Regions from separate parts of the Homo sapiens genome. Here region 2 is linked to region 1. A link is a loop called in an ENCODE intact Hi-C map of the cell type or tissue named here. Cell type or tissue: heart left ventricle. All regions are shown on one strand. Links, peaks and the distances in the headings refer to the core of each region. The heading gives the core; the rest is flanking DNA.

What was found. Peaks named below come from ENCODE experiments on the same cell type or tissue, not always from the same donor. Only the 100,000 strongest peaks of a DNase experiment are listed, where the experiment ranks them.
Region 2: a loop joins it to region 1, with 1.9 times the contacts of the local background. A loop is called at or near these places in 3 of 110 quality-filtered maps.

Annotation. Positions count from the first base shown.
Region 1 is chr5:158,725,832-158,730,949 of GRCh38, reverse strand. The region is part of intron 11 of EBF1 (EBF transcription factor 1); the gene reads left to right. Among named protein-coding and RNA genes, the nearest start is that of LINC02227, 320 kb to the right of the region's middle. In heart left ventricle, for the core only: no CTCF peak of the experiment used is centred there; a DNase peak (open chromatin) is centred at 2,719; H3K27ac peaks cover 1,264 bases.
Region 2 is chr5:158,878,718-158,883,835 of GRCh38, reverse strand. All of the region lies in intron 6 of EBF1 (EBF transcription factor 1), which reads left to right. Among named protein-coding and RNA genes, the nearest start is that of EBF1, 220 kb to the left of the region's middle. RefSeq lists an enhancer at 2,235-2,414. In heart left ventricle, for the core only: a CTCF peak has its summit at 3,183 (motif pointing left); no DNase peak of the experiment used is centred there.

The DNA of each region.
Region 1 (5,118 bases), core at 1,205-3,704:
TTTGGTGCTGTAAGGTAAGCAATAATAAAAGTAGCAAGCACTTATGTGCCAGGCAACACTGTGCTTACTTTTATATCTGTTATGCCATTTTATCCTCTCAACAATGCTCTGATGTTGGTATTATTACCATTCCTATTTTAGAAGAGAAAATAAGCAAGGAGAGATTAAATAATAATTTGCTCAAGGTCACATAGCATGTAAATCGCTAAACCAAGATTTGAACCTATGCAGCATGGCCCTAGAGTCTGGGCTACTTAATCGCTACATCTTACCAATTCTCAAAAGAAAAAGCAGCACCAAATTTCTGTCTACGAGGATCCGTACTTAGTCCTGGCAAGAGGAGAATAGTTAGAGCTCAAAATGTTTTGGTAGATCTTGAGATTGGGCAAAGACAACCTCTCTTCTCCTAAGGCATTCTACCTGGTTGGGAAAATAGGCACAAATATGAGAGAAATTAAACAAAAATTCAAGACAGAGTCATATATGTCACCAATACATCATTAATTGCCAGTGCAGAAAGAAGGAAACTGACCTTTATTGACTATTGCATACCTGTTGTGAATGTTTGGGATATCCCCATCCCTGTACCTGAGGAACTTGGGCTTTATGTGGGAGAGAATCCCAAACACAACTAATCATAAAAATAATAGCACATTAAAGAAAAGTGCAACCAACGTTCTGTGAGGACTCAGAGGAGAGGGCAGTTAAATGCGAAGGAAGTTCAAAGTACAGAATTCGTTGAGCTTGCATTCACTGTTTACTGACGGCAAAAAGCTTCATTTATTACACAAGTGAAAACTATTAACATTAAATTGAATTAGTAGTTTCAAGGACTCTTTCTTGCCACAGTAAGTCTAGAGATATGCCATTTCTAGGTTTATGTATCCGTGTAAAACACTTGCAAAAATGAAGTTGCCATCCTTCTTAGCTTGGTGAACCTCCTTGGAGTATCAGTTCGTCATCAAATCCTACCCGTGTGCTGGCTGCCCTTGTAGGCAGGGCCACCTGTCAGAACTGGCCCTGTCTGGGAGAAATCCACCCCTCAGGCCACTACACAGAGGTGAGGCGCATGGAGAGGAGGAGCGCTAACTGCTCCGGAGAGGAAGGACTGTGATGAGCAAGGGCCTGTGTCCTGCATCTTGACTTTGAGGGAAAAACACCTTCAGTTTTCAGAGATGATGCCTTCAGTTTCAAGCTTCAATTTCCAAGAACAACCTCACTTCCACTGAAGTGCTGTCCTTCCCTTTCCTTTTCCACCCCAATTTATTCTTGGTAAGCAATTAAATCATCTACAGGTTATTTAATATTATTTAGTAGATTAAATAATCTAACTATAATAATAAACAGCAGTCTCCACCCATGGTATAGATGGTCTGTGGAGAGATTTACCATTAGGTTCCTCTGTCTAGCAAGAACATGGTCCCGTGCATTTCCTATGGGACAACTGGTAATTTTATAGCACGATGATATAAATGATGTGGGTCTGACTAATGGTAGGTGCCTTAGCTGTCTTCGTGCTAGAACAAAGGCAGGGGTACAATGCCAGATTCTTCCCATTGTTCCCAGTGAGGAACATTTGGGCACTGTATTCACTTTATATTTAGCACTTGCTTTACCATTTGATCTCTAGAGTCCACTGGAGGTATTGAGGAGAGTCAGGTTGGACAAAGTGGAATTCAGACATTGGCCACTTGCTAGCTATGCAACCTAGGTCAAAATTGTTTACCTCTCTGTGCCTCAATGTCCTCATCCACTAAATGTGGATGGTGCTATGTTGTACCTTTTCGAGTTTTATTACAATGACTTATTTAGCAGCCAACAAAAGGTAGCTATGATGATTTGCCAGTTGAGTGAGAATGGGACCCTTGCTTCTGAGAGCTCTTCCACCCAATCTCTGCAGAGCAGGAAATCCTAATCCTGGTGAGCAGTTGAACATGTGATTTCTCCTCTGTGCCTCAGTTTCTTCATTGATAAAATGGGGATAATTAATCATGCTAACTCATAGGGGATCATGTAAGGATAAAGAGGTCATCTCATGGGTGCCCTTGGCATAGCATCTGGCCCATAGTTGCCACTTTAAAAATACTTATCGAGCAGTGGCTCATGCTGGTAATCCCAGCAATTTGGGAAGCAGAGGTGGGAGAATTGCTTAAGGCCAGGAATTGGATACTAGCCTGGGTACCATCACAAAACCCTATCTCTACAAACTAAAAAAAACGTTAGCTAGGCATGGTGGTGTGTGCACGTAGTCCAAGCTACTTGGGAGGCTGAGGTGGAAGGGCTGCTTAAGCCTAGGTGGTCAAGGCTGCAGTGAGACATACCTACCATTGCACTCCAGCCTGGGTGACAGAGCCAGAAGACCCTGTCTCAAAGAAAAATAGAAGACAAATCTGGTTTAATGGTTGAGGTCTACGGAAACCAGACAGTTCTTTTTCTTATAAGAAAGGAAAGGAGAGAAATGGGAATCTAGGGTTGAGTTTTGTGTACTTACTTTTGAAAACACTTTTATGGTTGCATGTTATGTTCAGAAATGTTGAACAAATAGCATAGGCACGTGTCACTTTGTCCCTGATGGTAAAATTCCCAACCCTTTTTTCCTGGGTTTGGAAAGAGTAATCAAGGACACAATGGATTTGTGTGTTAAGGAAACACTCCACGGCTTGCATCTAGCCACTTGATCGTGCAAGGGCTGGCCGGAGCCCACCCCAGGAAGCTCTCAGTGTGACTCAGAGCCGAGTGGCTGTCCTCTTGGCTTTGAATGTTAAAGTGGAGCGAGAGTTCAAGGGCAGGGTCAGGAAGTGGCGGATGGAGCCAGCACAAGGTATTCCTGTGGACTTGGGAGATTTATACTCCTGCTGTCCATTGTTAGGGAGATAAAAATGGGCTGCGCCTTTCTTAGGATCATGGTCAGTGTTTGTCAAACAGGAGTGTTTCAGTGAGCTATGGACCACACACCTTAAAAAACAAACTCCTCTTTATTAAACCCATGTGTTTGTGAATAGACAAAGCTAGATTCATACAACCACCCACACATTCTGTCAAATGAAACTGCTCCAAAGACCAAGCAGACAGCTTTCCATAATAATATGCCTTTGTATACAGGCATGTGCTTTTTCAAAAAAACTTGGACGTGCTTTGTTTTATTGGAGTCCCTCCTGCGAGAGAGGCTGGGCAGCAGACATCTTTACCATTTACCAAATAGGAAAACGGGAGCAAGCGGAATCCTGCTCTGTAAATTATTTTGTCCCTGAAAGTCACCATCAGTGATAGTTGCTGTACACACAAATTTAAAATACTGTGATTATGCTAACCCCAGATGTTTTTTGGTTTCCTTTTTCATATACACAGGGAGAAAAGGGCAGGCTAAGGTTTTTAAATCACAGCATTCTGTTCTGTTTCATACAGTTTCGCCTTTCTCTCTGGATCCTGGCAGGAAGGGGAGGAACATGTGACCAACTTTGAGGTCAAGGTTGACTTTTCTTATAATTTAGAGGTGGAGGGGATGGGGAACATGGTCGATCAGAAATTCTGAGATGCTGATGGCCGCAGTGATGCAATCCAGACACATTGGGCAAGGAGCGCTCTCTGTGTTCAAGGTCAGAAATGTCTCCGCCCCCTTGCAGTTTGTTAGTTGCCTTCGTGAGTGGTCAGTGAGCCTTAGCCCTAAGGCAGTGAGTGAGAGTGAGCCCTGAGCTTAGCTGGCGTCAGGCGTGTCAGCTGTGAATCCTAGGAAGCAAGGAATGTTTACTTCATGCCTACTGTGAGCCCAGCACTGCATTATTAAGGTTTTCGAAGATCATAGAGGCCAAGAGAGTGGGCTCTCAAGTCAGAAGGATGTGCGTTTTGGAAACATGATCCCCTACTTGGTACACATGACTCAACCTCCCATGCTTCAGGTTTCTCCTCTGTAAAGCAGCTGCCTCACGGCATTGTTGTCAGGTGTTAATGAGATAATTTATGCCAAGAGGCATCCCTGGCATCTAGCAAGACTCCAGTAAATGGGGGCCACTAATCCCTGCACTGTGGGTGTTCCCCATTTTACAGATGAGAAGTTAGAGTCCCCAGAGATCTGAGTGACTTGCTACGACATCACAGCTAGCACGCGGGAAAACTACCATTCATTCAAACTCAGGCCCTCAGGGTCGGTAGCCTCACTGCCGTCACTATGTTGAGTTCCCACTTCTCCTGCCTTGAGGTGTCTCCTCTGCAGACACCTGACACCTGGCCCCCATCCTTATGTAGATTCTCACCAGCTTTCTCTCATTTCCCTACTGAGAAGGCTTGGCCTGGGGACCTTCTCAGGGCCAATGTCTTTTCTCCAAGAGCCAGCCCCTCTTTTAGAGAAAATAAAGCAGTTTGGGAAAAGTAACAAAGGCTGCATTTGTGTATTTTGCTTTATGGAGCTGAAAATATCTGGTAAATTGATCCAGTGGGAGTAATAAATACACATTACTTTATCTTGTTCTTCATGTCCTATACCCCTGAGCCTTGATAGAACACCACCACTTAATAGACTTAAAAAAGAGTAATTACACTCATTGGTTGTGTGATTTTTCAGCCCTCCCAGCCCTGCCTGACCTTCTAATTTAGCTCACCGTGTCTAACTAATGCATTTATATTCATCTTTTATGAAGCATGTATAGTACAGAATTGACTTCAGAGCCTTTTTCAAGCTGTCCTCCTAGGTCCCCAATCTGGTTAGTAGTAAGGAGAATGGGAGCTATCCATCTCTATGTTGGTAGGTATAGATAACACGTAGACATGGCTCAAAGCATTTTTTATCCTTTATGAAACATAAAAAAAGTATTTATTACATTTTTACTTTAAAGCTTTTATACATTCGAGCATTATTTACAGCTAAACATGCAGGCAAAAGATGCGAGTGTTTTTAAAATGATTACTGTTAATGTTTCTGCTTGTCAGAAGTGCTTAAATTTTCCTGCACTTTGTCTAAAAACTTAGTACTGTTGCCTTTTAAGAACAACACATTTAAAAGATCTTGCAAGTCAGATTTGCAAACACTGCTGACAGTTTGTGATGAATGATATTGCAAAATTTGCAAGATGTTTGTCATTTCACACAGCCGACATATTAAGGAACGGATTAAGAAACGTGAAA
Region 2 (5,118 bases), core at 1,739-4,238, 150 kb before region 1:
ATCTTCGTATCTTCCTTGGTTCTTCACACAGTGCCAGAGTAAAATGCTTTGAACAGTAGGGAAGGAGACACACAGGCTTTGGCATCTGGTGGAACCCAGGCTCAGTGGCTTATCAGCTGTGAATTGAGTAAGCTGCGTAACCTGCCAAAGCCTTAACTTCCCTACTTGTAAAACGGGGCTAACTACTCTCATAGGATTGTGAGACTTGGAGATGGTAATGTTTGTAATATCCTCAGCATAGTTCCTGGTGCTGATTCAAGGCTACCATCTCTGGAGCACTTAGCACTCAAGCGAGCACAGTGCCTTTTAGTAGGGAGTGCACGGTGGGGCATGCTGAATGTGTTATTAACTCTCTGCATCACCTGGGTATGCGTTTCTTTATACTGATATGTGTATGTGTATATATATATATACGTATGTATGTATATATATACACACATGTATGTATGTATATATATACATGTATGTATGTGTATATATATATATACATGCATGTATGTGTGTGTATATATATACACATGTATGTATGTATATATATGTTCCTGTAAAGTGAAGAAAAGCTGTCGCCAGAAAAAGGGACATTCATGTTTTATGTGTATTATGTGTGTATATACACAAACATTTGTATCTATGCATACATGTATATACACACAGACACAGATACACACATTTCAAAAATGAATGTACCTCTCTCTGGTGACAGCTTCCCTTCACTTTTTTTTTTAACATTACATACATATTTTGAAGAAAAAAGACTGATAGGATCAAAATGGCTGCAGGCATTTTATGGGCTTGGGGATTGTCTCCTCTTCCATAAAGAAATAGTAAAACAAGAGGAATGAAGGAAGAAACACAAGAGAGGTTAACAAATAGAAATGGAATGATTCACCCCCTTTTTCTTTCTTTCAAGGCCTGTGTCTTTACCCACAGATAAATAAATTCCTAACACAGTCATGCAGATTCACACATGAACAGCGGGGCTCTGCACCGTCTTGGGGTGCACCTGCAGTGCGAGGTGCTCGATGGTGTGTAACACAGCAACATGTATTGCTCCATGAATATCCCTGTGCTATCGAAACCTCCTATTGGAGAAGATATGTTAAAAGACTACCATCTTTCCAGTCCCAAATCACTTGCATCTTGGAATTACTGAGTTGTTGACCATTACTTTCCTATCCTTTTTTATTTTAAGGACTCATTGTTGTGATAAGGTTGGACACAGTTATTTTTCCTTCGAGAAACTTTGCATATTTTTATCTTGTATTGTCACAAAATAATTAGGAAAGTCTCCTAATTTCTGTATACCTTTCTCCAACACCTATCTTTCTAGCTTGGGTCTGTAAATGTTCCAGGACTTGGATTATCCCTTTGCTGGTTGAGTACCTGGCATCTAGCATATTGCAGCCCAGAATACGTGGCAGGCTCTGGGGATGCCAACTCATTTTAAGGAGAAAACACTCATTTTTCCTGTGACAATGAGCATGACATTCGCATGCTTGCATCCAGTACCGACTTGCTGCTTTTATACCAAATGGAGAGACGTTACTAAATGAACATTTCTTGCTCTTGTGTAAATAGATAGATTAATGGTGTTAAGTGAAAGCCAAGCCTGCTTGAAATGTTAACTTCCTTATGGGGTTTTGAGTTTCTCTTATTTTTGATAAATGGACCAATCTGGCAATAAAATCCTTGCACAGTAGGTTAATAATGTCATAGCTGAACTGTGAAATAGTAATGTGTGTACCATCTCTCAGCAAACAATAATCCTTGAAGCCTGATAAATCTATTTCCAGCCCAATTGCATGTTCATTGTTACCCACAACTCCTTCTTTGCAAATACAAAGCAGTTTCGTCACATGTATTTTTAAGCAGAAGCAACTAGGGAAGTCAAAGACACATAGCCCTGTGAAGGGAGGTGGGGGACAGATTCATTTTTAGCTCTTCTGAGCCCCTCCTGCCCCCAGGGCCTGAAGTCACTCCTGAGAATCCCTGCATTGCTGGTTGGGGTGCAGTGTAACCTTCCAGTCCTCCCTGAGCCCAAATCACTGATTTGCTGCTGGAAGCAGACAAGGATTGGGACCAAGGAAGCAAACATCCCCCAGGCTCTTCAGTTTTCATTGATCACTTGGTTGCAAGCAAGGTTTGGTGCTATTTAGCCCATATCCCTGATGACAAGAGAGGTGATGTGGAGACTTCTCTATGCTGACTTCCCATAGAGCTGGGAATATAGAATCTGGTGAATGTCTGCAGGCTTCAGACAGCCCGCAGCACATACAGACCTGTGTGCAGAGCACTTCAGCACCGCAGCAGATCGTAAACAAAAGACAGCCAAATGCCCTCCTTGTACTAACACAGAGGAGGAGGTATGGCCCCCTCTTGCCCATCTGTAGCCAGGGGCAGGCAAGTCCAGGGTAAAATTTACACTGCGTTGCTAAAAAAGAGAACTGTATCCAGAATCACGGGTGATTTTGAGGGGATTATTTAAGCGTCAGAATCTAAGTAGCTTGGGGCAGTTCACATAAACTTGACAAACAGGCTACTTTAGTCCTGTCTGACTGTATCAGCATAATAGGGCAATGAAGCTTTTATTCATTCAAAGAAAGGTTGAGTTTGATTGGCAGGGCAGCCTGCCTGAACGCGAGTGGCTCTTTCCCCCAACACTTCTCTGCTATCAATTACCGTTTTGAATACGAAGTGTTTCTAATGTAAAATAATGCCAACCTCTGCTTCTGTCCTCAGGCCCCAGAGTTTCTTTGTGTTATTTATTCCCAGTCTGTGACTGTTCTGAACCTTCCTCTCTTTACTGTGTTTTTTTTTCCCCTCTTCTTCTTCTTTGCAGTCTGTAAGTGATGTAACATTGCCAGCAGAAGTGAGGTTCATGCAGAAAACATTCCTGCTCTTTATTTTAATCAATAACCTCCTGGGTGAATGACATTTCCACCTTAGTGATTTAAAATCAGAAGACCAGGGGATGTCCGTGCTTGTGAATCACCCCGGGTTCCAGGAACAAAGAAGGCATTTTTGTTTTTTGTAATTTCCCCTTCACACTACAAACAACTGGGCTCTGAAGTTGATTTCATTTAGCAGTCAACTTCTGTCTAGAAAAATGTGCACAACTGAACCGAACACCGTTCTTATTTAAATCGGCAAGCGATTTGCTTCAGCTGCCATCTGTTGGCCGGTTAGCTATTTTAATTTGATGCTGGGGACATTACCTGACTTTGTATATTGCATTTTGATCTGCATCATGTTTGAGAAATATCTGCAAATGACTCTAAGGGAGAGGACTTTGAAGGATTCTATCGAACAAATATGTACATATGTTTAGTGCCGTGCTGGGCAGAGGAGTGTGGGAATGTACCAGCGTGTATATAAGACAGTGTGCATCTTACCTAATAATCTTTATGGCCAGATTGAGAATAAATTTTTCGAAATTTTCTTTCTTCCGCATTTCCAACTGACCCTTATTTAAAAGTCATTAATGTTGAGCTCTCTCATGGTATCTTTATCCATTTTTCTAAAGCTGCGGTTTCTCAGGTTATCAAGTTTATAACCCTTGTGAGCAAGTCACGGATGGTGGAGGAAGCATGATGGAGTATCTGCATGAGACGGGGGGCTGAGTGTGGGAAACTTGTGGGATCTTCTCATCCTCCCTTTCTCAGAGCACCCAGAGTTTGACAGCGCTTTGTGAGTGTTTATCAAGAGCCTCCCAAAAGAGGCCGTGGGGCGATTTGCGAAGTGCACAAGGCAAAAAGTCAATAGCCTGTTTTCTTGTGCTGGCTGGGCTTCTTGCCATTAATTAGTTGTGTGATTTGGGGCTAGTCCTTTAACCCATCTGCACTTCCATCTCTGTGTGTGTAAAATGAGGTGATTGTACCAGGCGATCTCTAAACACCCTTCCTGCCCTGATGTTCCAGAAAGCCTGGTTCGGGAGAGAGAGAGACAGACACAGAAAGGCGTGTGGCCCAATCTCTGCTCTCAAGTATTTCAACCATAGGAGCGATTAATATTCACTACACAGATTCAAAATCGGGGCTACTCCAGGGCTGGGGTGCCCTCCTGTCCGTTTCTTTTCTCCTCTAATAAACTCAAATTGCCTACAACTTTTCTTTTTATTATTATTATTATACTTTAAGTTCTAGGGTACATGTGCACAATGTGCAGATTTCTTACATATGTATACATGTGCCATGTTGGTGTGCTGACATGCACACATATGTTTATTGCGGCACTATTCACAATAGCAAAGACTTGGAACCATCCCAAATGTCTATCAATGCCTACAACTTTTCAACATGATTTTATTCTTCTCAGCATTGCCTTCCACACAATGCTCTTTTCTATATAACTTCTTCCTGTGAGGTTCTGTAATATTTGCTCTGTGCCTTTCTTTTCTCACATTCATTATCTTTCAGGTAGAAACACCCAAGAGTGTTTCCACTTGAACTTTCCTCTTTCTCAGGACAGCCTCTTTGCCAAACCCATCTTGACGCATGTACTCTCTTCCTTGAGCGTATGTGCTTGCAAACACTGTGTATGGTAGAATCATATGTTGCCACATTGAAGACATATAAGATGCCTCCAGTTTCTATGTTCACCATTGTGATCATTGATCACATATATGTGCCCAGTTACATACTGTACTGAACCAACCATCCTATGCCAGACGTTTACAAACAAAACATTCAGAAAACAGATGGGGCATAGAGGATGATAATAAGGCAGAGTGGATGGCAGGAATCAGCAGAGTGAATAATAGGGATGTAGACTAGACCAAAGGAGAAAAAAAATCCTGGGAGTTTTGGTTGCAAATTTGGAATGAAGAGAATCTATTCTTTTTTTCTGTTTATTGGGCTTTAGGACTGTGTAAACAAATTTAGGCTGGCTAGGCCAGGCATAGTGGCTCACAGCTGTACTCCCAGCAAGCACTTTGGGAGGCTAAGGCAGGCGGAACACTTGAGGTCGGGAGTTTGAAACCACCCTGGCCAACATGGTGAAACTCCATCTCTACTAAAAATAAAAAAATTAGCTGAGCACCGTGGCACATCCCTGTAATCCCAGCTACTCAGGAGGCTGAGGAAAGAGACTCACTTGAACCCGGGAGGCGGAGGTTGCAGT